2 separate regions of the Homo sapiens genome follow, and region 2 is linked to region 1. Evidence: chromatin loops called from intact Hi-C (ENCODE). Cell type or tissue: Calu3. All regions are shown on one strand. Each heading gives the region's core, and the rest is flanking DNA. Links, peaks and the distances in the headings are about the cores only.

Evidence for each region. Hi-C counts contacts between places; a loop is a spot of excess contacts. Peaks named below come from ENCODE experiments on the same cell type or tissue, not always from the same donor. Only the 100,000 strongest peaks of a DNase experiment are listed, where the experiment ranks them.
Region 2: it touches region 1 in a loop (6-fold over the local background); 11 of 110 quality-filtered maps call a loop at or near these places.

What each region holds. Positions count from the first base shown.
Region 1 is chr9:6,819,167-6,835,200 of GRCh38, forward strand. The region is part of intron 4 of KDM4C (lysine demethylase 4C); the gene reads left to right. It also overlaps the pseudogene ACTG1P14. Among named protein-coding and RNA genes, the nearest start is that of KDM4C, 69 kb to the left of the region's middle. RefSeq lists an enhancer at 15,435-16,034. In Calu3, for the core only: no CTCF peak of the experiment used is centred there; a DNase peak (open chromatin) is centred at 8,385.
Region 2 is chr9:6,900,391-6,916,424 of GRCh38, forward strand. All of the region lies in intron 8 of KDM4C (lysine demethylase 4C), which reads left to right. Among named protein-coding and RNA genes, the nearest start is that of KDM4C, 150 kb to the left of the region's middle. In Calu3, for the core only: CTCF peaks have their summits at 7,619 (motif pointing right) and 7,890; no DNase peak of the experiment used is centred there.

The DNA of each region.
Region 1 (16,034 bases), core at 4,385-12,384:
TTTTCAGAAAAATTGATACAAAAATGTCCTGAATTAGCTGTATGTATTTGGTAGTGAAATAGCATAAGCATTGACTGTAAAGATGAGGTTGATGGACTTTGGTTTGCAGTGCTTATCAATTTACTGCTTGTGTTTGAAAGCCATTTACTCATTGGCATTTCTTCAAGGGAACATTGACTTTAGACTTCAGATTTGTGTAACTTTTGTTATTAAAATCCAATGAACAAAATCCACTGGTTTGTAAACACGCAGTTTTAAAACATCCTCATCGTTTACAGGTTTTAGAGCTGGGAATGTATCATTTTGGTAGGACCTACAAGGCAGTATTTTATAGAATTTCTGCAGGCTGTGTGGAAGCATTTAGCAGCTCCTGAGTTGGACTGACATTTTCATGCTTTTGTAGCATAAGGAAAGACATGAGAGGAGTGTTGTAAACTGCTTCTGGTAAACAAAACCAATCACACTCAAGACACCTAAATTCAACAAATGAGAAATAACTTGTATTTACCCGCCTTGAGGTAGACAAAGAATAACAAAAGAAAAGAGTGCATTAAAGGGCATGATGTAGAGTGAGTGTAATAATTGCTTACTGTCAGGAATGTTTGAATTCATTGTAATGAATGTGCATTTAAAAAGCCCATGGATTGTTTTGCTGTTGACTGTCTTATCTTTATATTGTTTAATTCTTTAGTTCAGTATTTAAATTGTACCAAGAACTGGTTTCTCGTGGTTCATGGCATTATTTTGAAACGAATTATAGAGTCATCAAATTGCAGTTTCCTTTTTCCTTGAATTTCTAGTGGTAGCTATTTACCTTAATCTTAAAAGAATGGTAAGAAAATCGTAGCCGTTTTTTGGTGGGGGTGGGAGTTCTTGGAGAGGGTATGGGGAGATAAGAGAAGTAATTTGTGCAAGGTGCAAAGATGGATACGAATCCTGCTTCTCAAGTAGTTCATAGACTTTGTGGGGTGGAGGGACAGTTGGTGCAGTGGGCTTGACTCTTTGCAGCCTGCGGGAGAGGCAGTATGAGCAGGCCTGCATTCAAGTAAGACTTTCTGGAGTGGGGACGACATCTGAACTTGGCTTTGATGACTAAGTTCCAGTGAAAGGAGAGAGAGTGAAAGGTGGGACCAGAGCTAGGTAAATTGAAGGGTGAGACCACACCTAACAGTGTCAGTATTTTTGCTGAAATTGCAGGTTGTTTGCTGAGCAGGAGCATAGGAGGGTGAGGAAAAACTCGAATAGCAGCTGTGGGATATGGGAGAGGGGCCTGAGACAGGGCTGTGGTCCTGGGTCGTGGATCTGACCCATGGCCCCACAGCAGCCCCACCTGCTTTGTTCCAGAGTCTGAATTTTGTCTCTTAGCCCCAGGCAAATCTTTTAAGGAGCAGAGAAGGTGCCATGGTAGTTTTCATCCAGCTGGGATATAGCATAGGAATTAGGGGTGAGGGTGTTTTTAAAGGACTAGATCAGAATAGTCATCCTCGACAGAAGAGGGAGAGGGCCTGGAAATCCCCTGGCTTGTGTCTTGATCTCTCTCTCTCTCTCTTTTTTTTTTTTTTTTTTTTGATAATACTTCAAGTTCTAGGATACATGTGCAACGTGCAGGTTTGATACATAGGTATACATGTGCCATGTTGGTTTGCTGCACCCATCAACTCATCATTCACAGTAGATATTTCTCCTAATGCTATCCCTCCCCCAGCCCCCCAACCCCCGACAGGCCCCAGTGTGTGATGTTCCCTGCCCTGTGTCCAAGTGATCTCATTGTTCAATTCCCACCTATGAGTAAGAACATGCATTGTTTGGTTTTCTGTCCTTGTGATAGTTTGCTGGTAATGATGGTTTATAGCTCCATCCATGTCCCTGCAAAGGACATGAACTCATCCTTTTTTATGGCTACATAGTATTCCATGGTGTATATGTGCCACATTTTCTTAATCCAGTCTATCATTGATGGACATTTGGGTTGGTTCCAAGTCTTTGCTGTTGTGAATAGTGCAGCAGTAAACATATGTGTGCATGTGTCTTTATAGTAGCATGATTTATAATCCTTTGGGTATATACCCAGTAATGAGATGGCTGGGTCAAATGATAATTCTAGTTCTAGATCCTTGAGGAATCACCACACTGTCTTCCACAGTGGTTGAACTAATTTACGCTCCCACCAACAGTGTAAAAGCGTTCCTATTTTTCCACATCCTCTCCAGCATCTGTTGTTTCCTGACTTTTTAATGATCACCATTCTAACTGGTGTGAGATGGTATCTCATTGTGGTTTTGATTTGCATTTTTCTGATGACCAGTGATGATGAGCATTTTTTCTTGTGTCTGTTGGCTGCATAGATGTCTTCTTTTGAGAAGCGCCTGTTCATATCCTTTGCCCACTTTTTGATGGGGTTGTTTGTTTTTTCCTTGTAAATTTGTTTGAGTTCTTTGTAGATTCTGGATATTAGCCCTTTGTCAGGTCTTAGCCTCTCTTTCATTCTTTTTTTTTTTGAGATGGAGTATGCTCTGTCATACAGGGTGGAGTGCAGTGGCGCGGTCTCAACCTTCACCCCCGGGTTCAAGCAGTTCTCCTGCCTTAGCCTCCCGAGTAGCTGGGATTACAGGTGCATGCCACCACACCTGTCTAATTTTTGTATTTTTAGCAGAGACCGTGATTCGCCATGTTGGCCAGACTGGTTTCTAACTCCTGGCCTCAAGTGATCTGCCTGTCTTGGCCTCCCAAAGTGCTGGGATTATAGGCGTGAGCTGCTGTGCCCGGCTGGCCCCTCTTTTATTCTGCTGCTGCTTTCAGAGCTTGATTTCCTTAGGTTATACTAAAAAATCTGAACACCATGGACAGTAACCTATGGCAACAGTAACACAACTTAAGCAAGTTATTATTTTTAAAACCAAAAAACCAAGACTCTCAAAGGCATGGGGCGAATCCAGCCTTTGGGTATATATTGAAGAGCAGGGTTTGGCTGTCAAGTTCTGCCTTTTGCTGGTTTTTGTAATAAAGCTTTCTTGGAGCCCAGTCTTTTTCATTTGCATATTATATATTTGTGCACTACCGTGGCAGAGGTGCTTTAGTTGTGACAGATTATATGGCCTTCAAAGCCTAATATATTTACTGTTTCTTTGCAGAAAATGTTTGTCAGCCCCTTATATGGAGGATAATTATTTGTTCTTGGGGAAGACTGTACAAATCCTTTTTGAGATAGATGGGATATAAATAAAATTGGAATGTTCTCAGGAGGATGAGATTAATATAATTGACTACATTGATTCATTGCAAGAAAGAAATTGGAGTGTTTGGTAATTTCAGGAACCTTCTGTAGTTAAAACAAGATCTTAGAAATAGAGCCATCTTTGGTCCTGAGTAAGTCCTAGATGATTCTTTGGAAACAGTACATACACATAAGGAACTTAAGATCTGGATTTTTTTTTGTTATGTTTCACTAAGGGCTGGTCTGCCGATGAAGTTTTAATTAGCCTTTGTTAACAAGCCTTTACATTAAAATACTCAGCCTTCTGTTAGACGCAGCACAGGAGTTTCTTCGGGAAACAAAACAAACACACAAAGATAAAGATAAAAGAGGGACTGAGAGAAAATAAGATTTGGCTAAAGGACCTGCAAGTCAGCAGATGTCTGTAGAAAAGACAGAAGGTATAACATTGCTGAGATGGCCAGTAGCCATGTACACCTGCATCGACCTTTGAAGGCAAAGCTACATCTCTTTTTTTCTGTGTGTGAGAGCTAAGAATAGACATCAGCATTACCTATGTTAGTACAGTGACAAAGGATCATCAGGTTTGTGTTCTGTCCTATTTTGGGCTGCATTTCTAGCAATACCTATTGTGTAGCATAATGATGATTCTTCTCGTGGTAATGCTTCATTAAATAGAGGTATAAAATGAAGTTCTACATGTTTTGCTCATGCTATTACCTTCATAATCTATAACCCTAGATGGACCTTCCAGTGTATTGTGTGTATTCAAGTCGTCTTTGCAAGATTTTCCCTTTGCTGAGCGGTGACACATAGCTCCTCCTCTCATCCTCATCTCTATTCTCCATCGTGCTGGCTTTCCAGTTTAAATGCCTCATAGCATAACATGCAGGTCAGTCTTCAGTGGCCCCTTGGAACCAATGTTTTGCACCAAAAGGGGGTAGCTTATCCTCACTGTCAGAGTACCCATGGAGCAATTTAGCCTTTGGATTCTGTAATAAACCTATGGGATAGCATTTCATAAAGACTGAGAATTTCCTGTGTGTGTAACCATCTTTGATGATAGTTTTCTGCAGGTCACTGGAGGAAGGTAGCCACACTTCACTGTGAGGGGATGGTGCCCTACCTGTCACCTTCAACTTCTGCTATCTCACACTGTTGTTGGATGTTTCAGACCATTTTGCACTTGCTTTGAAACTTAGCTCCTTCACTGAATCACGTTGCTCCTTCGTTGCTGCTGCCTCCAGATCTCCAAAGGTGTCCCCTACCCTCTCCTGTACCAGCCAGATAATCATTGGTCTCCTACCCTGAGAATGGCTATGAGTCCACTGCAAAAGGAATTTCTCTAGTTTTTCAAAATCTTGAGTCACATGGTGAAGCTCTTCAGGAGCAACTCTGCTATGTTGAAGAGATTGGGACATGTCAAGTTAATATCTGATGGGCCTCCTTCCTTCAGTACGCACCATCACTTCCAACTCTTCGTAGGCTTCTGTAGGTCTCATATGCTCACTTACTTTCTCCTCGGGTTTTTCTACTTTTTCAGGAGACATTTTCACTCATACTGATGGGAAGATGACAGCAGTAATGCCAATACACTTAATGTGGGCGCTAGAAATAATCCTTTTGGGAAAACATCTGAGATACAACTTAGCTGCAGACTATATTCTCTGACCTAGATTTGTATACAACTGAAACAGTTCTGTTGGTGGACACCATCATAGAGAGTCTTTGATTTGGACAGTGAATATTGGGTAAAAAAATTATTGTAGCAAATAGTTGGAAAATGATAACAGAGGATGAAGGTTACTTGTATTTGTTTTTGTGGTATTTCTTTTCGTGGCTATTTCTTCTGCAGTAGACTCTGAGTTCATTGGTGACAGGTGTCATTTCTCATGTATTCTCTAGCTCCAGTCTCTAGCATAGGGTCTGATGAGTGCATGGCATTGGAAAAATAGCTGTGAAAAATATTGTGATCTGATAACAGACTGCAGCAAGATGGTCTAGTTACAGCAAGAGGCTTGGGGAGGGCTTCGGATGAGAAGGGTGAAGAGGGTTCAGGTGAGCTTCCCCAGTGTGCATTTTTCTGAACTCTTTTACTCCAAGACAGTAGTTCTCAAACTTTCATCTTAAGGCCCTGTTACAATTGTAATAATTATTGTGAACCTCAAATAACTTTCATTTAAGGAGGTTATATCTATTGTTTTTTATTGTATTAGAAATTAAGGCCGGGCGTGGTGGCTCACGCAAGACTCCGTCTCAAAAAAAAAAAAAAATTAAGAGAATATTTAAAAAATATTTAATTCATTAAAACAGTCCATTATATATCAACATACATTATTTTATACAAGGTGACCATAGGGTAGAGAGGAGCAGACAGAAAAAGAAAAGGTGACTGTATTTCCCCAATTAAAAAATTAGTAGGAAGAGTCACATTATTTTACATTTTTCAAATCTCTTATGTCTAGCTCAATAGAAGATTGTGGCCAGGTACGGTGGCTCACACCCATAATCCCAGCACTTGGGGAGGCCGAGGCGGGTGGATCACCTGAGGTCAAGAGTTCGAGACCAGCCTGGCCAACATGGTGAAACCCCATCTCTACTAAAAATACAAAAAAATTAGCCGGGTGTGGTGACATGCACCTGTAGTCCCAGCTACCCGAGAGGCAGAGTCAAGAGAATTGCTCAAACCCAAGAGGCAGAGGTTGCAGTGAGCTGAGATAGTGCCATTGCACTCCAGCCTGGGCAACCAGAGTGAAACTCGGTCTCAAAAAAAAAAAAAAAAAAAAAAGATAGCTGGATTTTTATATCAGCTTCTACATTTAATCTGTTATAAAGTCATATGTCCTATAGCTTCTGGAAAACTCTATACTCATGAGAGTGAAAAAGGCAAATACTAATTAATGTTCTGGTATAATTTTGAAAATAGTTTTGATGTCACAGACCCTCTGACAAGGTCTGCGTGTCTTCCTGTGGTCCTCGGAAAACACCTTGACAACTGCTTCGGTAAGATACATAGCAAAAGATGACTTATCTATTGCACATAGATGATGCAGAGATCTTAGGGCAAGGTAACTGTGTTCTATCTTTATTTATTGGCCTTCAGGTAACTGCATTCCTGATATGTTTCTGAAAGAACGAATCACCTTCAGAGACAGTGATTCTCAAACTGGAAGCCATGGAGTTCTTTGGGGTACATCATGTCCTGTGTTTTGTCTTATAAACCAGGCAAAATTTTACAAGTGGACAGCATGTGAACTCATGTCTCTGCATCTCAAAATATAGAAAATATTTTAAATTGTACCTCCAAGATTTTTCTTCAATATTAATTTGCTGGCCTATTGCTTTTGTTATCTTCAGGTATTTATTAATGGAAAAGTGATAGAAAATTTAAAACAGTTTGAAAAATATTGTGGCAAATCTTTTTTTTATTTATTTCTCTGTCTCTCTTAAGACAAGGTCTCACTCCATTGCACAGCCTGCAGTGCAGTGTCACAATCACAGCTCACAGCAGCCTCCACCTCCCAGGCTCAGGTGATCCTTCCACCTCAGCCTACTGAGTAGCTGGGACTACGTGTGTGCGCCACCATGCCCAGCTAATTTTTTGTAGTTTTTGTAGAGACGGGATTTCACTATATTGCCCAGGCTGATCTCAAACTCCTGGCTTCAAGTGATCTTCCTGCCTCCGCCTCTCAAAGTTACGGGATTACTGGCATGAGCTACTGTGCCTGGCCTTGTGGAGAATCTTAATACAAAAAAATATAAATGTTTTATATATTTCTTCTTGAGCTGGGGAAAAGTTTTTTTTTTTTTGCTATGCTCGTACTAGGTGGATGGGTGGTTGGTGTCCTATTCTTTCCATTTTGTTTTTAGTTTTCTTGATAATCTATAAGTATAAATTACACCACTTTAAGGTAAAAGTTACCTTTTTGTTAATATAAACATTACATATGAAAAATATGGGAAGGTATTACATAGAGAAAATGAAAATCATTCATAATCCTGGCATTCAGAGAAAACAGCTGTCAAAACTGTTTTGTATATTTCCTTCCATTTTTTCTCTATGAATGCTCCATAATTGCATATAAAAAAAATTTTTGTGGTACAATGAACATAGTTTTATCCCCCTTCTGTTTGACCCATTGTGAATGCTTTCCCATGATGATAGATGTTCTTCAACAAGATGATTGAAAATTTATCTTATTTGGCCGGGCGCGGTGGCTTATGCCTGTGATCCCAGCACTTTGGGAGGCCAAGGTGGGTGGATCACCTGAGGTCAGCAGTTCAAGACCAGCCTGGTCAACATTGTGAAACCCTGTCTCTACTAAAAATACAAAAAATTAGCCAGGCATGGTGGCAGGGACCTGTAGTGCCAGCTATTGGGGAAGCTGAGGCAGGAGAATCGCTTGAACCTGGGAGGTAGAGGTTGCAATGAGCTGAGATCGCGCCACTGCACTCCAGCCTGGGCGACAGAGTGAAACTCCATCTCAAAAAAAAAAAAAAGAAAATGTATCTTATTTTTATTGTTTTTATTGGCAGGATGGTTTTCACAGGTAGAGGAAAGCAGATAAATCTAATATGAAGGATGTGGGTGGGTGGAGGCGGGAGAGTATGACAGCTCCTGATCTTGTGTTGGTCAGTGTGGGGCAGGGCACAGTCCACAGTGGGTGGCCAGATCGCTGCTAACCTGAGAGAGTGGCACCTTGCACAGACACCCACTGCCCCATTTTCTGCCATTCTTCTGCAGCTTCTTGAGATTGAAGACTTTATTAAACATCACAGAATATTTGACCTGTTTTCGTTTATAATCAATGTCTGCCATTCCTAGCTGTGACTTTCAGGAAAGCTCTGTGTTTTTCTCAGAGTCTTCATCTACAAGGGGAAGAAATTGAATTAACTGCTCTCTCTCGTTCCTTCCAGCTCAGAAATGTTTACTTTATGATAAGCAATATTTAAGATGAACTAAATTCAATGATAGTGAATTTTTGTCAGTTCCAGATTTCTCTTGTATTAGAATTTTGTCAAATCAAGAGCTCCTTTATAAGAAACCTGTTGGTGAGGCATGGGAATCTTTTCACACCAAGGTGTTAGACATAGTGGCATTTAACCTATAGACTTTTTTTCCCTCTCCCTCAATGGGGTAGCTTAAATACCTTCATCCAGCAGATGGTGCTCTTGGACAGCAAATTTATTTGAGGCTGTGGGTTTCCAAATGAGGTAAAACAGTTTAAACGGTTTGAGTCACCAGGAGAGTTCCTTTCCATTTTTTATTTTTATCATGTCAGGATATCATTTACTTTGAAATAACAAATCGTTCAAAGCCAGAACACTAACTGCCTAAATTTCACATCCAAGGCAAAGATGTCATCCTAGACAGGTTTTGACGCAGAGAGAGAGCTATTGGCTTGTAGGATTGTGACTTTCAGGTTTTAGTTCTGTGAAATAAGGCTTCTAGGTAATCACAGCTCATTTATCTGCTAGCATGTTATGGCTGCTCTTTAGTGAAGCAGGTCAGCTTGCATGACCCCAAAAGTTATCATCCAGACAGGGGAGGTGATGGACAGCTTTATTGGTCACATTGCATCCAGAATGTTTCCGTTAGTTCTAGAAGCTGTGTTTTCAGAGGGGTGTTGCCAGAGCAGCACAGCTGGGATGGTGCAGGAATTGTTGGAAGAGCAGTTAAAGCCCATGTGGTTGTTGCCCCTGAGAATGGTGCAAGTAGGAAGGTTAGGTGGGATCACTGTGGGAAAATTCAGTCTGTCTCTGGAATAAGTTTCTTTTTTTTTTTGAGACGGAGCCTCGCACTGTCGCCCAGGCTGGAGTGCAGTGGCGTGATCTCAGCTCACTGCAAGCTCCGCCTCCCAGGTTCAGGCCATTCTCCTGTCTCAGCCTCCCGAATAGCTGGGACTACAGGAGCCCACCACAACGCCCGGCTAATTTTTTGTATTTTTAGTAGAGACGGGGTTTCACCATGTCAGACAGGCTGGTCTCAATCTCCTGACCTTGTGATCTGCCTGCCTCGGCCTCCCAAAGTGCTGGGATTACAGGTGTGAGCCACCGTGCCCGGCCATCTCTGGAATAAGTTTCTAAGGAATACATCTGCCCCAGAGCAGGTTGGGCTGCCACTTGAGGTAAGGAAATACTGACCTTGGAATGTTCACGTAGAGACCGTCTGATCTTCTGTCAGACATAGTTTAAAAATTTGGGGTGGGGCCAGGTGCGGTGGCTCACGCCTGTAATCCCAGTACTTTGGGAGGCTGAGGTGGGTGGATCACCTGAGGTTGGGAGTTCGAGACCAACCTGGCCAAAGTGGAGAAACCTCGTCTCTACTAAAAAATATAAAATTAGCCGGGCGTGGTGACACATGCCTGTAATCCCAGCTACTCAGGAGGCTGAGGCAGGAGAATTGTTTGAACCTGGGAGGTAGAGGTTGGCATGAGCCGAGATGGCGCCATTGCACTCCAGCCTGGGCAACAAGATCGAAACTCCGTCTCAAGAAAAAAAAAATTGGGTTGGATAGGATGTGAGTAGAATTGGCCGTTTCTCTTTTCACTCTTCTCTTTACCTCTCAACTGTTAAACTTCACAGTTGAAACATACTTAAATGTTTAATAACCTGGTAAATTGATAAATCAACAAATATGTGTGGAGAATCACTCTGAGTGATCGATGATTGTGAGACGTGTCAGCAATGGTGGGTGTTGGCCAGTGCAAGGAGCTTACTGGTTAGCTTGAGAGTCATGAATGGTTTCCCTGAGGGATAAACAACACACACTATACAGGCAGAAGCCTGGTGGATGGCATGAATACTACACACAGTAGGAGTGTAAAGAGGTGAAGATTACTGGGCACTGGCAAAGTCCACAAGACTGTACTGAGAATCCAGGGCATTATGGACATTAGGCATGGTGAGCAATGTGAGGGATGAGGAAGCTGAGCCTGTTTTGTGAGTTCTGGATGATTGGCATGCCTAGAGGGGCAGATTTCTGTGGGAAAGTATTAGGGACACAGCAGTGAGAATTCAGTGAGAATTACTAAAGGAGAAAGAACATGAAACTCAGAGGTGAAAAGTGAGAGTTTTAGTGCTGAATTTGGCTGGTGAACATAAAGTCATTGACAATTTCAGCTGGAAAAAACTTTGGAGATCATCTGGTATAATAGTCAACACATTGATAGATAAGGAAGCTCAGACTGAATGTTAGGGTTTATCCTAGATGACTCCTACTTAGTGGCAGAGCTGGGAGACCCCCCTTTCCTATTCTGTCTCTACTCTTTCAGACAGTCACCAGGAAGGATGGTTAGAGCTTGAACACTGTGTATACTCTGGAGCTCTTCTTGTCTTGGATTGGTGTCTGTTGAGGCCTCTGCTGGTCAGAAGGGCATTTCCCCTGCAACCCAGCCTTGCCTGCAGGTTTACAGAAGGGCTTTGATAAGGTATATCTATTGGAAGCCCAGTTCCTGCTTTGGGCCTGCTGTTTTCCATTTCACAAAAAGGAATATAAAGATAATCTAGATTTCATCTTTATTATAATTTTGTAAGATATAAAAGCCTGTGTTTTTTTTCTGGGGTGAATTTATAAATAGAGTAGAAAGATTCAAGTAATTCTTGTCAGAAAGGAACCATTCATCTACAACTTCTCCTAGAATCTGTTTTACAGATGATCAAAAATATGGGGCAGTGTTTCTGTACCAAAATTTTTTTTAGTGTTTTCCTTATTACAGCAAAAAATGTAAAACAACTTACATGTTACAAAGGAGAAATACGGATACAAATTGTTAAAGCCATGAAGTAATATGTACAATAAAATGTTAAGAAAATGTTTGTAACACAGTGGTATGTGAGGAAACCAGGATAACCGTGTATAGATATATCTCCAAGATTTTGGAATGCCCACTCTGGATTTCCAGTATTGCTTACAATCTCCCTCATAATTCATTCACTTGCCCAAGGGTAGAGAGCAGCAGGTCTGGCTGAGATGAGGGAGGTCGTGGAGCTGCTTCCCACACCCCAGCATCCTAGTATGGTTTCTTCAAAATAAGTCACCAGCTGTCAGTGGGCTTTTGGGGGGTCACTGGTGCAGAGTTAGAGTCATGAATGCCAGGAGTCTGATTCTAAATATATGCTAGTTACAACAAGTTTTTAAGAGAAAGATGTCACTAAAATGATAAAATGGTTTTCTCTTCTTTGCAGATTTATATATTTGATATTTTAAAGTTTACTTTCCAAATGTCCTATAATGATGAAGTATAGTTTAATATTTAGGAGAATTATTGTTAGTTTTCCTTTTCCATTGAAGGAATAATGTGCCTATGTGTATGATCCAGAATTTTATTCTGTGAAGAATGAAGAATGAAAATGAGGCCACTGGAAGTACCTTAGGCTGTTTTTCTTTATGAAGAATAAAAGGGAAACTCAGTAGCACCAGCCCTCTGCCATGTGTTATGAGAGTGTGTTAAATCTGACATTGCTTTAAGAAATAGCAGCTGTAGAGAAAATGAAGCAAGGTGGAAAAAACCAACAACTGGGAGAAACTGAAGGAAAAATCACAGAGTGGTATAGAGGAATTGGGAAGAACAGGTATATTCTTTATTTAAACTGGGATTTTCCAGGTATTAGTGGTTAAGAAAAGGCTCAAGTACAGCCCATACTTTGCTACCATTCAAGAATTAAGTGGTACTCACTTTTCCTTTTGTTAGATCACGTTAGTGTCATAGACTCTGTTATTTTTTTTCTTATTTTAATCCACTAGTCAGTGGGGGAAGCGGGGATCTGTGGATTTTACTATCGAAGAAATATATCAGTCAGACAATATTCTGCTGCCAGTAATAAAGACCTCAGAATCAGTGGCTGAAACAAATTGGGCATTTAGTTTTCTTTCATGTAAAAATTTGAGGTAAGTAGCCTGGGGCCAGTGTGTTGGTTCCATGATGTCATTATAGACCCATACTCCTCCCAATTCTTCTGCTTTCTTTATGATGAGATCTTTTTTATTTTTATTTATTTTTTTTGAGACAGAGCCTCACTCTGTCGGCCAGGCTCACTGCAACCTCCGTCTCCCTGGATCAAGTAATTCTCCTGCCATAGCCTTCCCAGTAACTGGGATTACAGGTGTGTGCCACCACGCCCAGCTAATTTTTGTATTTTTAGTAGAGATGGGGTTTCACCATGTTGGCCAGGCTGGTCTCGAACTGCTGACCTCAGGTAATCCAGCCAACTCGGCCTCTAAAGTGCTGGGATTACAGGTGTAAGCCAGCGCACCCGGCCTATGATGAGATCTTTACCCTCATGTTTTCCTGGTAGATGCCTGAGCCTAATAATCATGTCTGAATGTCTCATGGAAGGAAGAGGGAGGAAGAGTGAAGGGCACAAAGGGCTTGTGCCTGCTGAGGTAGTCCTTCAAAGCTCTATTCTGGAAGCTCTACTCAGTGATGACCGCTGACCTTTCGTTGGCCAGAAAGAACCCTGTACTGTGACCATCCTTAGCTGCAAGAGAAGCTGGAAATGCAGTTTTCATTCAGCTATATTGCTCTTTCAATTAAATGAGGTCCATTAGTAAGGAAGGTGAAACTAGATCCTGAGTACTTAGGCAGTCTCTGCCATAAAAGCTTATTATAAGACATGATGACTTTGAGATGCTGTGTTATACTGTATTATATACAGTTTAAATAGTTGAATTTGTCGGCTGGGTGCGGTGGTCATGCCTGTAATCCCAGCACTCTGGGAGTCTGAGGCGGGTGGATCACAAGGTCAGGAGATCGAGAGCATCCTGGCTAACACGGTGAAACCCCGTCTCTCCTAAAAAAATACAAAAAATTAGCCGGGCGTGGTGGTGGGAGCCTGTAGTCCCAGCTACTCGGGAGGCTGAGGCAGGAGAATGGTGTGAACCCGGGAGGCGGAGCTTGCAGTGAGCTGAGATTGCGCCACTGCACTCCAGCCTGGGCGACAGAGTGAGACTCCGTCTCAAAAAAAAAAAAAGTTGAATTTGTCAAGGGGCTTAATAGTCTAGAAAATATGAATAAAGTAGTATAGATTATTCTTTTTCTTTTTTTTCTTTTTTTTTTTTTTTGAGGTGGAGTCTCGCTCTGTCACCCAGGCTGGAGTGCAGTGGTGCAATCTCAGCTCACTGCAAGCTCCGCCTCCTGGGTTCACGCCATTCTCCTGCCTCAGCCTCCCGAGTAGCTGGGACTACAGGCGCCCGCCACCATGCCCAGCTAATTTTTTGTATTTTTAGTAGAGATGGGGTTTCACCATGTTAGCCAGGATGGTCTCGATCTCCTGACCACGTAATCCACCCGCCTCGGCCTCCCAAAGTGCTGGGATTATAGGCGTGAGCCACTGTGCCCGGCCTTTTTTTTTTTTTTTTTACGGAGATGGAGTTTTGCTCTTGTTGCCCAAGCTAGAGTGCAATGGTGCAATCTCAGCTCACTGCAACCTCTGCCTCCTGAGTTCAAGGGATTCTCCTGCCTCAGACTCTGTAGTAGCTGGGATTATAGGCACCCACCACCTTGCCTGGCTAATTTTTGTATTTTTTTTTTTTTAGTAGAGATGGGGTTTCACCATGTTGGCCAGGCTGGTCTTGAACTCCTGACCTTAGGTGATCTGCTTGCCTCGGCCTCCCAAAGTGCTAGCATTATAGGTGTGAGCCACTGTGCCTGGTCGTAAAGTAGTATAGATTATTGTGTTTTAAATTTTTCATATGTAAAGGTACCTTGATGGTTCTGAGCATGGGATATGGCTGTTTTAGTATATGTTGAGATAATTGATCTCCTTTAAAGGGGGGCTTCATATGGTTTGGGCCCCTTTAGGATTTTCTACAAGAGCCATCTGTAGATATGTAAAATAAAATTAATATTTCTATTTAGCCTATTTTTTTTAAAAAACAGAATGCATATCTGTGAGTATATCCTGCACTTCCTCTATGCCAGTATTTTTAAAAACATCTTCTTGACAGGGAGTCTTTTAAAAAAAATAGAAAATGTAGTTACCAAAGTACTGACTTTCCTAGATATTGGGAGATAGAGGGAAGTTTCTCCCTCCCTGATGATATAAAAAGTGTGTAGTCAGAGTTGACTTACTGGTTTATCGTTTGGCCACGTGGCTTCAGAAACAATAGAGCCAGCATGGGTTAGAATTTTCATTCTCACCCTTGAACCCCGGCCCTGTGATTATGAACTGTGAGGTCTTGGCAAGTTATCTGTCTTTGCTGCAGTCCCCTCATTTATAAAACAGTGTTGATAATAGTTGATGGTAGTGTTTAGCTGGCAGGACAAAATGAGGTGACATAAATAAAACACCTCGTACAGGGCCTGCTCCCTGGTATGTACTGAATCAGTGTTAGCTGCTGCAGGTGGCAGTACTAAAGCAAAGCAAGACAGAAGTCTCCAGGCCTTAACGAGATAGTTATTCACTAGCTGATTCTGACCAAGAGAATTGTGAAGAGTTCTGTTCTGCGGTTGCCATTTTAAGTTTGTCCAATCCGCAGCCCAGTGATTTATACTTTTTGACATCTGTCAGAGCCGTGAAGAATGTTTGTTTAGGAGTCACTGCTTAAGAAAATGCCTCTGTCGTTTTTGAGAAATATACCACTATCTTCTTGTCAGTAAGATCCTGCCGTGTGTGGTGCCAGGACAGAAGTGGCCTCATGGGATATGACTCAAGAGATAGTCTTTTTTTTTTTTTTTAAGATAGTCTTGCTCTGTCACCTAGGCTGGGGTGCAGTGATGCAATCTTGGCTCACTGCAACCTCCGTCTTCTGGGTTCAAGCGGTTCTGGTGCCCCAGTCTCCCAAAAAGCTGGGACTACAGGCGTGCGCCACCATGCCCAGTTAATTGTATTTTTAGTAGAGGCAGGGTTTTGCCATGTTGCCCAGGCTGATTTCGGAACTCCTGAGCTCAAGCAATCTGCTCGCCTTGGCCTCCCAAAGTGCTGAGATTACAGCATGAGCCACCCCATCTGGCCGATAGTCTCTTTGTCATGATTTTAAAAATCATCTTGTTGGCCAAGACCACGTCCGCCCCGTGAGCACAGACCCTGGCCCTCACTGCTCTGCTGCCTGTCCACACCCGCTACCAGCTCACCATAGATGATGATATTGCTACGCCCGTCGTCGACAACGGCTCCGGCATGTGGAAGGCTGGCTTCGCAGGTGACGATGACCCCCGGCCGTCTTCCCCTTCATCGTGTGGCACCCCAAGCACCAGGGCATGATGGTGGGCATGGGTCGGAAGGACTCCCATGTGGGCGACGAGGCCTAGAGCAAGAGAGGCATCCTGACCCTGAAGTGCCTCATCGAGCATGGCATCATTACCAACTGGGACAACATGGAGAAGATCTGGCACCACACCTTCTAAAGGGAGCTGCATGTGGTTCCCGAGGAGCATCCCATGCTGCTGACCGAGGCCCCCCTGAACCCCAAGGCCAGCCGCGAGAAGATGACCCAGATCATGTTTGAGACCTTCATCACCCCAGCCATGTACATGGCCATCCAGCCCGTGCTGTCCCTGTACTTCTTTGGCTGTACCACTGGTACCGTGATGGACTCCGGTGACGGGGTCACCCACAGTGTGCCCATCTGCGAGGGATATGCCCTCCCCCACACCATCCTGCATCTGGACCTGGCTGGCCGGGACCTGACTACCTCATGAAGATCCTTACCGAGCGTGGCTACAGCTTCACCACCACGGCTGAGTGGGATATCGTGCGTGACATCAAGGAGAAGCTGTGCTATGTTGCTCTGGCCTTCGAGCAGGAGATGGCCATGGCGGCTTCCAGCTCCTCCCTGGAGAAGAGCTATGAGCTGACTGACGGCCAGGTCATCACCATC
Region 2 (16,034 bases), core at 3,314-11,313, 80 kb after region 1:
GGTCTTGTCCCATGAAAGCTGTAGCTGATGTCACCACCAAGTGGCTTTGGACTCTATCTCACAATTGGTTGAGTTTGGATTCCTAAAGTCAGTGGAGCCAGGGGCATGGTGGCATACGCCTGTCATCCCAGCACTTTGGGAGGGTGAGGTGGGAGGACTGCTTGAGCCCAGGAGTTCAAGGTTACAGTGAGCCGTGATCACACCACTGCACTCCAGCCTGGGCAACAATGCAAGACCTGTCTCAAAACACAAAGAGAAGCCAATGGACATGTTATTTTGGATTCGTCTTCTCTGTCGATAAACCTACATGTGAATTCCTTTTTAGTCTGTAGTGCAACCGTCGTTAACTCTGAGGCTTTGACTTTGCTCTTTGATTAAGGCGGTAGGGGTGAGAGCAAAGGTTTTCTACCTTCTCTTTCATTTTATCAAGTGTGTGTGGGGAAGTTCTGAGGCATCTGTCTGGATAAAAGGACTTGTGTATAGAGAATGAGGTCAAAGTTAAGGGCCACCTATCTCAATGTATGTTTGTATGATTATCAGGGGCCAAATTTTAGTGTAGCACTTTTGAAGCTTTAGGATTCTTTTTTTTTTTAATGCCTTAGTTTGGACTTTTCCATATTTTTTCAGTGTTTATAATAGTAAACACATAGGAAAAATTTTTACTAAAGGCTCTATTCTAGACATGGTGACTGCAGAAGAAGGCAAAAGTTGGTAGTGTGTTTTCTGGCTCATGATTACCCAGAAGAGAAAGCAGTGGGCAGAACATGAGGTGACGTTTGAGAGAAGCAGGCTGGCCAACCCCTGGAGGGAAGGAGGGACTGGTGGGAGAGTCAGCAGGGCCCTGGGCACCCCCCAGAGTTTGCCATAGTCAGATGCCCTGGCTTCCCACAGCTTCTCATCCATGCAGGCTTTCCTGCACTTCCACCCCTGCAGGTTCTGCTGAGGTGACACACAGTGGTTTATCTCAAAAGGGCTCTTACCTCACATAAGGGATTGTCAGATATGTGCTCCTAGGGTTGGTGTAGCAGCTCAGCAACCTCATGAGGTCTCATGCAGTTCCTGTCCTTCAGATTCACTGTCTCTGGGCAGGCTTGTCTTGATAGCTGTGCTTACTTCAGACATCTTGCTGCCAAGGGCAGGAAGCGAGACAGTGTGAGAACTAGGCTCATCTACCCCCATTTGCGAGGAAAATCTTTCCTTGAAACACACTTGAAAACATCCTTTTATGTCCTGTGGCCAACTGTTAGAAAGGCTGGAAAGGTAACTGGCGAGTAACTGGTGTTTTTAGGGAAAGGGGCTCTGCCTGTGGAGAAGAAAGAAAAAGATGGAAGAAAGAAGGAAAAAGATTCATTGACAGAATCTGCCACAATATGTGCTTCTGATACCTCATTTCGTGACACATATTTACTTTTAGCACCTATTATTTGGTGGGCCCTGTGCTGTGGCTAAAAAACTAAGTAAGACATGTAGTTTCTGTATAGTGGCGCTTACAGACTTCAGTCTATGTTCTCAGCTCTGTGGAACATTATAAGTATGGACCCCTGGCCCCACCAAAATCAGTAGGATTAGAATATCTGAGGATAAGGGACAAACATTTGCATTTCTGAAATCTTCCTGTGACTCTGGTGGATGCTGTGGGTTGAGAGCCATGGGTTTTTAGGGAGTTAAATTAGGCCTTTGTTGTTTGGGTTGGGGTTCTTCTGCATCTTCTATTTTTTTCCACCAGTATGAATTTTGAGTTCCAAAACATTAACTTAATATCTATTTATAAATTGGAGATGTGTAATGTTTTGTACATATATCATTTACAGTCTCTTTTCTCCAAGAATTAATAGGTGTTGTGAACACATATAGAATTGTGCCCACATATTTCATGATCAAGTAAACATGCCCAGTAGTACTTTTAAGGGGAGGAAGGGAGAGTGTTGGAAAAGAAATAGAGTAGATGTTAAAGATAGGAATGCACTGTATATACCTCTTTCTGAAGAGCTTAGTAAATGTCCTGATGGCTGTCAGGAGTGCACGTAAAAAACCCAACATAATCACCTGGGACTGTGTTGGAATTGTCGTTCTGTGTGGAATAGTTGTGTGACCTGGGGCAAATGACATGTTTCTGTGAGGCTTAGTTTTCCTACCTGTAAAGAGGGCGTTCACTTGTGCCTCACAGGTTGTGAGGATGCGGGTGGTGATGGGAGAACTCGCCTGGCACCATGTCCCTCTCCCCAAGTACATATTTAGGAAGTGACTCATTGTGGGTCATTTTTATGTCAGGGAACTCCCTGAATATTAATTTGGGGGAAGACTGGTGGAGTTCAGGCCTGAGGTGCTGAGAAACAGTGTCTGTGGGGACAGTGTTTGCAGGGTAAGTGTCAACAGCAGGCTGGGCAGATGGATATTAGATAGTTTTACTGACTTCTCACTCGCATTCAGGTGTACTTTTTTGCTAAAATGAAGGCAGTATGAAAAGAAGTGCCAATAACTAACAGTGGGTTTTTGTGGACCAGATTGCTGAGAGAAGGAATTTGAAGGAGCTGTTGCTTATATCTTCAGAAACACAGTGTAGCTCTTGTGCCCCTTGTTGAATTTGAAAGGCCGTGTTTTGTAATCCCTTGGAAAAAACACCATCCTGGATGGTAGAGATTACTGCTAAGCTTTGACTGTATTTCCCACATCAGTTTCATATACTTCAGGTTTTTTGATTCGATTAAAAAAACCCAATTAGTTTCTATTAACTGTTTAAAATTTTCGTAAAAGGTATTTTTGTAAGGCCTGATAATCATTTTCATTGATTTTTGGCAGCATATTCCCAGTTCTTAGGAATGCATATTCAGGGTTGTCCTTTGATTTTGAGTGTTAATTTTTTAAAAAGATGACTGTTTTGTTGATTATTGAAATAGCATGAAAACTTGTTTCTTTGAAGGTAAATAAAATTGAAACAGTTTTCAAACTTATATAATGATTTCTTTTCTTTTTTTAAATCATATTAGTAAAGATAATAAGAAAATGCCCAGTCCCCAGGAGAATGTAGTTGGTAGAGTGGGCACTGTGTTCTCTTGGCAGGAATATGATTGGAGTAAGCATCCTGAAGAGAAGGTGGGCAGTGTGCATCAGTCTTGGTAAACATCTTCTTGCGCTTTTACCATTTTCTCACACTCTTAGGAAATGAGCAGAAATGTAGGCAAAAGGTGATTGTTGTAGTGCCAGTTTTATCAGTGAAAATAGAATTGTAACTAAAATGTCCAATGATATAGGAATCATTGAATAACCAATTGTGTCCATACACTGTAATTTTTAAAAATTTTACAGAAAAGCATTGGAAAGGAAATCACTATGGCTAATAATATTACTACCCAAATATCCATTGTTGAAATTTGTAAAAATAAAAATATTTAATGGCACCCTTTCTAGTTTATTAAAGGTAAAAAACTGTTAACAGTTCATTGTATATCTCTTAAAATATCAGCATATATCTGTATCTTTTCGAAAATCTACACAATGTTATTCAAGATCCTATAGATTATTTTGCCATGTCTTTAATATATCATTCTGTTCAATATATCTTTCATTAGCCGGGCGCGGTGGCTCACGTCTGTAATCCCAGCACTTTGAGAGGCTGAGGTGGGCAGATCACTTGAGATCAGGAGTTCAGGACCAGCCTGGCTGACATGGAGAAACCTCATGTCTGCGAAAAATACAAAAATTAGCTGGCATGGTGGTGGGTACATGTAATCCCAGCTACTTGGGAGGCTGAGGCAGGAGAATTGCTTGAATTTGGGAGGCAGAGGTTGTGGTGAGCTGACATTGTGCCACTGCACTCCAGCCTGGGCAACAGAGTGAGACTCCATCTCAAAAAAAAGAAAAAAAAATCTGTATCTATGTCTATCTATATATTTATACCTATATCTATATATGTCTTTCATTTACAGCAAGTAAAACATTTCTGGGTTATAGATACTTACTACAAGAAAATTGTTGTAGCGTATCCCAAAAGAATGTGACAGGTGGTTTGCAGTGGATTTTTTTTTTTTTTTTGAGGGGCATCACAGAACCACAGTAGTACATAAGAGTTCATTGCACAGATCTTGTTAACAAATCAGAATGTTGAAAATGAACACCTTAGCTCATGGCTCTGTTTGCATTCCCTGGGTGCAGAGCAGATGGTAGGTGGGCTTGTGCTTGGTGCACGGGTCCAGTCTTGTCTTTGTTGATGGGCTGTGTCCACACCTGTCACCTCGGCTTATTCCACTACAGTTAATACTGGAAGAGATTTATAATGCCTTTGCAGTTTCTGTTTTACTGAATGACAGCATTTATAACTGGGTCTGTATATTTGAAGGAATGTATTTTTAAGAAAAACTTTAATAAATTCCTTTAGTAATGCCTTTCTCTGGCATCATAAAGGAGTATTCCAGTGAATTTGGAAGATACGAGAGGAAAAAGTAACTAAACGGCGTTAGTCAACAGTTTTGTGGCAATGGGAAATTAAACTGGGAATAACACAAAAGAAAAAAAAACCTAGCTTGGTTTCTAAGTACGAGCCTAGGCAAGGAGGGCTACATTAAACAAAAAACAAACAAACAAAAAAATCCTCAGCACAACAAAATGCTAACTGCAATAACCATAAAGGATACTATAGATTTAAAACATTATTGTCCATTGTTGCAGAGAGCAGATGGTGCTTAAAATATCCTTTAATTTGATGTGCTTCTTAAAAGAGCAAACAGCCAAAGAGTATATATCATCTATATTAAAAAATTAAATGCAAGCTTTTCTATTTTTGAGGATGCCATAGTATATATAGTTAACGAGGAACAAATGTAACATCAGTATGCCAACAGGGATACACATTGGAGGCCGTCTTGGCAGGAGATTGAGGGATAGATGAGGGAAAAGACTATGAAGAAACACTTCTAAACCCTGATTAGCCCTTGTATGAAACTCTTCTCGGTTGTATAATTTCCCCTCAAACTGACTCTACCAAGTGTTGATTGTCCTGAAATGTCTAGATTGCCTTACAACTACAGCCATTAGTTTGGGGGAACATACTTAGGTATATGGTCATAATTTTCAGAAAACATGGTTTCCTCCTTTAGTCTTTGACATTTGTTTAGAATATCAGAGAGGTTCTTCTGAATTTGGGTGCTGTATACACTTATGACCTTCAGAATTAATGCTGAATCCTAAGCCCTAAAATGATTCTTTTGAGAAAGCATGACCAAGACTTCGTAACAGATAACTGCCGTTCTCAGATTTGTAGGTGGGTTTAACTATAGCAGGGTATCTTAAATGGCATTTCTATAGTGTAGGGTCCTTGTGATCAATTTATGTTGCTTTTTGATCCAGTTACTATACAGACATGTTTGCTGGTGTTATTGAGATGGAAGGTGTCTGGGGCAAAGCTAAATCAGCCTGTGACTTCATTCAGCCCCTCAGACTGAAAAATGTGCTGAGCACAGATTCTCCTTCAATTCCTATTACCCTTTATTTTATGTTCACATTGAGGATCCTGCCAGTTAGAGTGGCCTCTGTGTAAACGAAGAAAATGATTTGGAGTTCAGATCCATATTTCTGAAAGTATCCAGGCTTTGAGTTGTGGAGAATCTGGAGCCCAGATTCAAATGACTGAGTAAGTGACGCATAGCTACTTACCGAGAAAATTGGGAAGATGCAACACACTCTGTTTTCAAAGAAACATTTTGAGGTTGGAAAGTATACAGACATAGAATTTCAAAGGGCACATGTCAAGTTTAGTTGTAGATTAACATGATGCTGTGTGTGTTGATTTCATGATGAGAGAGCACTTTTCCCTTGTTTTTTTTCTCCGTTTGCTTTCTGGAACTGATGGACATGATTGCAGATGGTGTCAGATTTGTTTTCTTAGAAGTAATTATTATTAAGCATTGAAGTAAATGGTACTTCTCGTTTGTGGAAACTCCACAGGGTAAACCTCTCCAGGCAACACTATGGAAGGAATTCTCAGCATCGTGGTATACCGTTCCTAAGTACCTGTTGTTGTCTCAATAGAGTCTATGGGCGAATTGGGAGATTAGTGACTCCAAGTCTTCTGCCTCAATGGTTTTGTCTCTGAGGCAAAGGGCTGGTACACTGACCAGAGCCTCCCACCTCAGCCTCCCTAGTAGCTGGGACTACAGGTGCTCCCACCTCAGCCTCCTGAGTTGCTAGGACAACTACAGGCACATGCCGCCATGACTGGCTAATTTTTACATTTTTTGTAGAGATGAAGTCTTGCTTTTTTGCCCGGGCTGGTCTCGAACTCCTGGGCTCAAGTGATCCTCTCGTTTCAGCCTCCCCAAGTGCTGGAATTATAGGTGTCAGCCACTGTGCCAGGCAGGTTTGGTTTTTAAAAATTTCTCTTTGGGTTACTAAAAGTGTTTGGCATTACATGATTTTTGTAGTTATTTGTGCACAGTTGTAGACTCAAGTGAATTTTAAAATGAAATTGCCTTTAAATATTAGTATGGCAAAAATGAAAACAGCATTGCATAGTATTGTTTATTTATATGGGTGACGTAGATAGGTATTTTATTTCATGGGAACAATCTAAGATTTATGATATGGATCAAGGATTCTAGAAACTATTCTCGTAACCAGTTTTAAACAAGGTCATTTATAACACCTCTGCCCAATTTTACTATTGTGAAAATATGCTTACAAGCATTAAAGGATTGACTCAATAGATTTTTAGAAAAATCTCTGCTATACAGCTGTTAAAAACAGCAGGGTGTATGTATTGATGTGATAATGATCTTCAAAATATATTGTTATGTGACAAAGAGTAGTTAAGGAATACTTCTTTAGCATGAAGCTGTATTTTTAAAAAGCAATCTTAAAAATATGTAAATTGAATGAAAAATAAATGAAAGATAAACATGGTTAATGCTATGGCCAGAGGAATGAACTTGAGATACAGACAGGCAAACCCTCATCTTTTATGCGGTCTACTTCTGTGAGGTTGACATTCATTTATTTATTTTTTTTGCAAGTCTATTTTCATGTATTATTTAAAATTCAGTAAAATTATTGTTAAAGTTTTCAGTAGTATCTGTACATGTAGAGCTCTGGACCAATGTCTAAATGCATCTTATAGACACATAGCAGAGATGTTTTAAAATTTGTTTCCTCCAGAATATTTAACTTGTAGCCAAAACTTTAGGGGAAGAGGGTAGTATAAATATGTGTCTTTACTCATAGGACTTTTTCAGCATTTAAAGCATTACTCTATAATTAATAATTGATATCTAATTAAGGGACATTTCACGTTGATTCTAAAATGGAAGTAAACAGCACTAATACAATTACTAACTCAAAATGCTGTTGAAAGAAGTAAAGTGGAATTCTGTGTTGAAACTATATTCAGATAAAATGGCGTTCTTTATTCCTTGTTGTAAAAACAGCCTGAAATTTTGTATTGGCTTTGGCTATGTATTTGTTTAACATTTTCATACAATTAAAAGTCACTATTAGACTGTAAATTGTATCATGGACTATGGTACTTAAATATTAACATATTAAATTTTCTACTCAAAGATTCATAGACAGTGTGGAAAATTCACCAGCAGAGGACAGTGTCGCTTCATACATTTTTTTTCCTGCAAAGTCCTTTGTAAGGAATGGATTTTCCTTATAACCTTGACCTAGAGTCTTAGAAGATATTTATTGGTTACACATTTGTAATCGGTATGTTTTATATTGAAGAGAAGATGATAAAAATGGATGTAACTTAATGTAGTAAGGGCTATTTATACTATTGTTTATATTCCCTTTACATTAGTTGTTTCTTAAATGAAGTGCCCATTTTATGTGTAGGAAGTTTGTGCATTTAACCTAAAATACCATCAAGTTGAAGTGCTGTCTTTTGTGAAATGAGGTTATAATTTTCTTCCAAATCTATTGCAAACTGTTAATGTGTTTAATCTCTACATGTTACTTAGTGTAGCTGCTGTGCGAAGTGGGTACAGACAGGCACACACAGTACAAAAATGAAATAGAATGTATTGGGAGGGCCTTACAAGCTGACAAGTAGCAGTGTGTGCAGGTCCCCCACCACTCATTCTTTCACTGAGAGAATGAGGCTTGAGTGGGGCACAGGTGGGAACGGGCGTCCACGGAAGGACCCCACCTGGCCCAACATGCTCCATTTAGCCACGGAGAATCAGGGCAGAACACATCCCTGTGGGACCAGGTGTGACAAGATCTTCTTGGGGGGAGGATGTAGTCTTTGTAGCACTGACTTAGCAAAGAGGCCTCTTTTTGCTAAGTTTCTGAGGTGGGGGGTGGGGAGGTACCTAGCTTAATTGGGGACATTAAGTAGATTTTAGTGGTAAAGAGAGGACATTTAGTCTGCCTGGGTTTGAATCCTAGCATTGTCATTTACAGGTAATATCATCTTGGGCAATTCATCTATAAATTGGGATAATAATACCAAATTGGAACAATAATGATAGGTTAGTTGTAATGATTAAATCAAATAATGAGAGTAAACTCCTGGAGTAGTGACTGACACATGGCATGTAATAAACATTTTTCTTTCTACGAGGTATTGATATTTATTAACCTCTTAAAAGCAATTTGGACTCCCTTTGTCTCTTATTGTCCTGTGACAGTTACCATGAGTGCATTCTCCCATTTTTGTTTACCAGATCTGCCCCAGGAACTTTTTAAAAAATTGATTTCTTTCTTTTGAAAATAAAACAAATATGTGAAACATACTGAAAATGCTAAAACCTACATGAGAGTATTAGAAAGTAAAGAATGTAATTCTATAATCAGCTACATATGGATAGGCAGAGAGAGGGGTCTGCTTCTTGTCCAGCTGTAGCTCTGTGCTAGTGGAAGCATGTCCTGGAGTTCACGATGTGGCCAAGAGAACAGATGTAGTTAGGCAATGGAGGTGGGACAGAGAGCTGCAAAGTGCTGCACTTGCCCCTCTTACTGGACCCAAAAGGCTCTCAAGTGTAACACCTTTCTGTAGTGCTGTAGATCATTAATCTGGGTGTGTGATGACCATCTGATCTAGCACATCCAGTGGCATTGTGCATATTGGGATAGGAATTTGATTTTGTGAACTCAAGCTATTCAGCAGGGCCCATGAAAAATCACCAGAAGGGTAGGTGGGTCTTTGCCACTGTCTGATGTTTCAAAGATTTCTTGTATTAAATGCTGTGTCCAAAATTATAGAATACTCTCCAGTTTGTATTTATGTAAAAAAAAAATAAAAATAAGCTTTCACTCGTATTTTTAACATGGCAGACTTTGTAAAAACATTTAATGAAACAAGTAAATATATACACTTATTTTGAAGTCTTTAGTATTTTAGAGTATATTTGACAGCAAAAGAGGGTGAGGAAAAACAAATTTGGATTTCTGTCCCGCTAAAAAATTCTTAAAAAAATATTTAATGTTAAATATATTAGAAGAAAATATAGGGGAGTATTTATTTGATCCTTGAGTGGAGCAAGACTTTTGAAGCGGCACATCATTGGTGGACACCATGAAAGAAGATTTCACGTATATCTTTGAAAATTGCAAGCTGAATAGAAAAGTATATGATAGGTAGTGGGTTAATATCCTTAATAAGGTGCATGTCCAAGTAATCCCTGGATGTCACTTAATAGCAAGTTCGTGAGAAGGAAAATATGGTAAAATTGAAATATTTTGAAGCTGAATATAAAATGTACTTGAATATTTTAAAATAAAACCATGTTTTAAGGAAATTTGATACATCTGGTATGCTGCATGGTTTTTACCTTCAGATGCCATGAGGTTATGAGTTACTCTTTTTTGCCATTAGGGGTCGTTTTTGGGCAAGTTTGAGAAGCAGCACTACATTAATATATAAAGAAATTCCCATTTGTAATTCATTAATCTTTAAATGGCTAAACTTCATTGAGTCCTTACTTTGTGTCAGGCATAAGGCTGAACTTACATTAACTTGTTTAATTTTTACAACTGTCCTATAGAATAGATAATGTTATTACCCCCATCTTATTAGAGAAAATTAAAGCACTGAGAGGCACAATTGTGGGTCCCTCCACACCAAAATTAGAAAAACTGGGCAAAAGACAGGCAGTTCACTAAAGCAGAAATATAGTCAGCAAATAACTACAAAACGTAAATATAATCTCATTAGTAGTCATAGAAATGCAAAGAGGTTAGTGCCATTTCTCACCTCTCAGATTGGTGCAGAAGACAAATGGAAATACTCAGTGCAGTTTTAAACTATGCAAATTAGTACACCCCAGAGCATGCCAAGGCACCAGCCTTAGAAATGTGTGCCCTGTGACCCTGCATCCACACCTGGGAATTTGTCCTATGGAAATAATCAGTAGTTGCCCAAGAATGTATTTATTTGGATAGTCTTCACAGTGTTGATTGTGAAACTGAAAAAATTGATAGCAAGTAAATGTTGAACGCTGCGGGATAGTTGAATAGATGATGGTACATCCAGTCATGATATGCTAATTAGCATTAAAAATGATGTGGAGGTACGTTTATTGATATGTGTAGATAGATGTTTGTAATACACGGTCATGGATTAAAGAAAGGTTATAGAATAGGATCTTTTCTTAGTTTGAATGCTTACTTGTATTACAAATTATAGAAAGATGTTTATTAAATTTTAGCGTCATCTTTGCAGGGTTTTAATTTGCTTATCTTTATTTTAAAATATTTCTATAGCAACCAGTTATCACATGTGCAGTGAAAAAAATAACAGATTATTTTTTTAAAAGGGCTGGCTTAAATTACTTAATTTACTTAAAATTATGTATAGCTCTATTAATAAAAAACTTTTATGCCATCACTTAGAGGATGAGGGAAAAAAACCTCCAACTTTTAATATGGAAGTAAAAAGACAAGAAGGTAGAAAATGATCAGCGATGAGGAATCTGAAAGATTAGAGTTTCCATAATTTGCTAGATTTGAGGCTTTGGATAAATTACCTGTTTCTAGCTTCAAACAGGAGTATAAATATCAATAATTCTTCAGTGTGCGTAATTGCATCTGATATTTGTAATGATGACTGTGGGCTGTCAAGCTAGTTAATGATTTTGATGAATTACATATCCCGATTAAGAAAATAAGCTAGTACATTAGTGAATTTTAGAATGAATAGTGTTAAATAGTTGAAATTCATGCCTGTCCTTCATGATACATTTCACTTCCTACCTCTGCTAGATAAGTCAGACCTGTTTAACAATGTTAGCACTTGTATAAAATGTTCATATTTAGTTCAAAAGGGAGAAATTTGACTAATCTCCTTGATCTCTAAAATAAGTTATTATATCTAAAAACTTAATTAAATTATTGTGGTCATGAAGCTTTTGTTGACGTATTGCAAAGGACATGTTTGTGAACGTGTGTGACCCAGCTGAATGTTTCTGGCTCTGCATAAGAACATGGGAGGAGGCTGGTGCTGGGGCTCGGGGAGGTGGCAGGGACTGGGCACTGTTGCCTGAGGGGGTAAACACCCCATGTCCTTTGGATCCTGGTTCTGGCTTCTTAGGTCATGAGGCCCTTCTGCAGGGTTGCTCCCCTACTTTTGCCCAGGACTTGGGGCAGTTTGTGAGGTTTGTGAGGAAGGTGGAAACCCAGTGCCAAAACTAGATGGTAGCCAGACCATCTGTGAAGGTTTCTCCCAGGAGGTTGGCACAGAACGGGAAGATGGCAGGTGACCTTAGGAAAGAGGTTTTCTCAAGGTGCAGGCAGAGCCAGGGAGGGGCCTTCATGGTGCCTTGCTGTTTCTGGCCAGCCTTATTTCCTGCCCACCTGCCCCTTCCTCCTTTCCTGCCATTCTATGCTTCTCTGCATTCTCCTTTAGCAGCAAGTTGAGCTGCTCCTCCCCAGACTAACGAATACTTGATACCATGCAGCTCAGCTTTGCTGTCACTTCTTGCAGTCAGGACCCTTAACCTCTCCCCTGTGTGATAAAGTACTGTCTCCTAGGGTTATTCTGAAGACTGCTGGAGAAGATGTACACACCATGCTGGCATTCCTTGACATGCTTCACATAGGCGCTGTTCTCTGAGGCAGGGTTCCAGGAAGCTCATAGTCCTGGCATTCATTGTAGAATGAATGAATACAAATGCCTCTGCCAAACACAGTGGATAAAAACAGAAATGATCATTAATGTATGTGAATGGAGTAGATTGAAAGTAAAGAAAACCCATGTACAAATTGTTCATTGTTCTATCTGAAGGGTAATAAATATACTGGGAGAGAGAGAATTTATATATTTGCAGCTTTAACTAATTTTGGTTTTGCTATAGTCCAAAGGCATTTCTGCTTAGAAATGTTTGTAAGGTTGTTTCTTTCCCCAGTAACTGGATTCTAATGAGGATAGCAGGTATTAGTGTCTGCTGAACTGATGGTTGCTCCCGGAGATGTGTTGGTATTCCCTATGTGTTACCATGTGTGTTTTTTAATCCTTTTTTTAACTACTTTTGATAAAGAAATAAGGAAAAGAATATTTTTTTTCACTATTTCTATTGTTGATATTTCAAGAATTGTGATATTCTTGGAGTTTTTCGTATGGTACCTTTTCTATATTGTTCCAAATCAGTGGGCATTTTCAGTATGTTGAGGAATTTAACAAAAAATAAAAAATAAAAAGCAAAGAAAATACTGGTCGTATCAGTCCTCCCTGGAATCAGTGGAAGTGAAAACTATGACATACTTGAGACATAACCTTGGTTAAGTAACGATGGTTTTAGTTCTGTGTTTGCAGCTAAACAAATAAAGCACTAGTACTTATTCTGGGATAAGGAATTGTCCATTTTCTTTCTAGATAATATAACTTGATTATATTTTTCAAAAAATTAGCTACCCAGGGATATGAAATGAAAAATAAAAAACCCTTTCATTAAAATGTTTCCTAGTATTAAAATTTAAATGCAAGCAAGTTGATTTAAAACAAGTAATTAGGTAATCTTGAAGGATATGGTGAAACAAACCCATTTGTTGTGATGTAGTGCAACATTTAAAGAATCTAATGCACTGTCTTAGGCTCTAGTTTGCAAAATGGGCTTTTATCATGTGTTTCCTTCTTTAGCTCATACCTTGCGCCAGCTGGTGAAGAATACGTTTCATGTACAGTGCGCTTCTCCATTGGGATTTGTGAGAGGCAGGCAAAGGGCTGTTACCTATACCTCTTCTCTGAAGGGTGGGTCAGTGGACTTCACTTGTCCTCCTGCCCTGTTGGTGGGTGTGGCAGAGCCCAAGGGGAGTCATTTCAGTGACAGCCAACCTGGCTGCCTTTCCTTCCTTCTTATCAGGAAAGCTAGCACATGGGAAAAATTGGACAGTTTCTACTCTATTATGATAATCCATATAAGCAGAATCACAAAATTCCCAGATGACAATTCAAACAGTTACTATAAAAAGTAATAAGGTGTATTTGACATCCTTTGAGGCCACACTAATGTCAGAGTTTCTGATAGTTTATGCGGTTTTAATGGACACATATTACTGTTAATGTAGATGGAAGGGATAGTATGAGAGTTGAGAGCAGGGAATGAGCTAACAGTCAGGGTTTAAGCACTCCTTTAGGAGCAACTGCACTTTCTGCGTTTCTTTTTCAATTCTGTTCCATCATCCTTGTTTGCAGTTGAAAGCCTGAGACTGTTATTTGTTTACAACATAGTACATTTTGTATTTTCCCTTTTTTTTGAGACGGAGTTTTGCGCTTATTGTCCAGGCTGGAGTGCAATGGCGTAATCTCGGCTCACCGCAACCTCTGCTTCCCAGGTTCAAGCGATTCTCCTGCCTCAGCCTCCCGAGTAGCTGGGATTACAGCCATGCGCCACCATGTTCAGTTAATATTGTATTTTTTGTAGAGACAGGGTTTCTCCGTGTTGGTCAGGCTGGTCTTGAACTCCCGACCTCAGGTGATCTGCCTGCCTCTGACTCCCAAAGTGCTGGGATTACAGGCTGGGCTTACAGGCATGAGCCACTGTGCCTGGCCCATATTTTCCCATTTTAATAAAGCATTGTCTAAGACAGTAACAGATGAGTACATCATTTCCTGGCTACTTGTAATACCGTTATGATATGCCACATGCTTTTGGTAAGATCAGTGCTTATAATGAGGGGTGCAGAGGTATTGGACCAATTCATGAGTGCCTTTTGACATTAAAAAACATTAGCATTGTTTGTATTTATTATTATGTCTGCTATGGTTTGAGTATTGGTGTCCCTCCACAATTAGTGATGAAACTTAAACCCCAATACACTAGTATTAAGCAGTGGGGCCTGTAGTAAATGATTAGGCATTGAGGGCTCCACGCCCATGAATGGGATTTGTGTTCTAACAAAAGGGCTTGAGGAAGCAAATTCGCCTTCCCCATTCCTTCTATCTCTTCTGCCATGTGAGGATACAGAAACAAGGCACCATCTTTGAAGCAGAGCATGGGCCCTCGCCAGACACCAAATCTGCTGGCACCTTGGTCTTGGACTTACTTGCCAGCCTCTAAAACTGTGAACAGTAAATTTCTATTATTTGTGAATTATCTGTAATTTGCTTTGTTAAAGCTGCCCAAATGTACTAAGACAGAGTCTTTTTGATTTTGCTGTCTACCTATCTTTCTCTATTTTAAGAATTAAGTGTTGGACTTATAAAAAGGGGCACAATTTGAAATTCTCGAGTTAGTCTTACTGAAATTAACATGATAAAACGTTCTAAATCATAGAATTTTCTGTGGGGTGCTTTTTTAGTTTGGAAAAATTTTAAACTTCCTTTACTACTTCAAAGATACTTTATTAATTTGCTAGAATGCAGCTCACCCTATATTGTCTTATTGGTAAAAATATGCAAGAAGCACGTGATCTCTTTCTACTGTTTAGGTTTTACAAAACAGGTGTTCATGCATCTACCTAAGAGAGTTTGTTTTAGGTGCTTCAGATTTCCTGTGAGGGGTTTAGGGGGTTGCATAGTAAAGCATTAGGTAACAAAAGAAAATGACCTTCCTCTGAAGCAATCATTTTTGCTGTATTGTCTTCTCACTACTACTGTGATGAACACTTGGAGATGCCTGCCACTTTGAGGTTCGGGGTTACATTCCATTTTAATTCAAAAGAGATAAAATGATTGTTACTGTCTAGTCATTAAGAAGTCATTTTCCTAATTGTATTTGACACATATTATGCTATTCTACTGGCAAAATTTGATTATTTTTAACCCTTAAGAGAGATAACAAAAATACGGGAAATAATCCACTTGACTGTCTCAAGAATAAAGAGACTGCTTTTGTTTTTCTTTCCTCGAATGCTACAACAATTTGTATATTCCTTGGACCTTATTGGAGCCTTAGTCTTGGTGGCTATGCCCTGTATCCAAGGTATAGCCTTCGAAGAACAAGGAAAGGGCTAGTTTTACACTTCCAGCTTCCTTTGGAAGCTGCCTGTTAATAGTGATGACGTTATCAAGTGTCAGGTTGCAGTTTGCCATCATGGAAGGACCTATGCTGGGGCATGAGAAGCTCGCAAAGACTCCTTTCCAGCACTTGAATTAATGACAGGCTGGGCTTTTATCACTGACAGATGCTGTAAAATAGTACAAGGTAATCAGGGTTATAGGATGGGGGGAATTTAATTCCAACATGGCATGAATTTGGACAGCTTTGTGAGAGACATCATATTTGACCTGGTGAAGATTGGATGGTGTTTTGGAAGTATATATTTGGAAGGAGAGAGTCAGCAACCTGAGTAAAGATGGGGGCTAGATGTGGTAAGGTGTTTTTGACAGTCACTTCTGAGTGATTTGAGGTGTAGTGTGTTTAGAAGGGTGGGTGGAGCTGGGCTATGAAGTGTCTTGAAAGTTTTACAGAGTTATCCGGACCTTTTTTATTCTGAGTGATGGGGAGCCTATGAGCATTTTAAAGAAGAGGTTCAATATAAACTTCTGAAGGACAGTGGTAAAAATATAATGTGTTTGCAATTTTAATGAGAGTTTTTTTTTTTTTGAAACAGGGTCTTGCTTTATCACAAGGGCTCAAATGATCCTCCTGCCACAGCCTTCC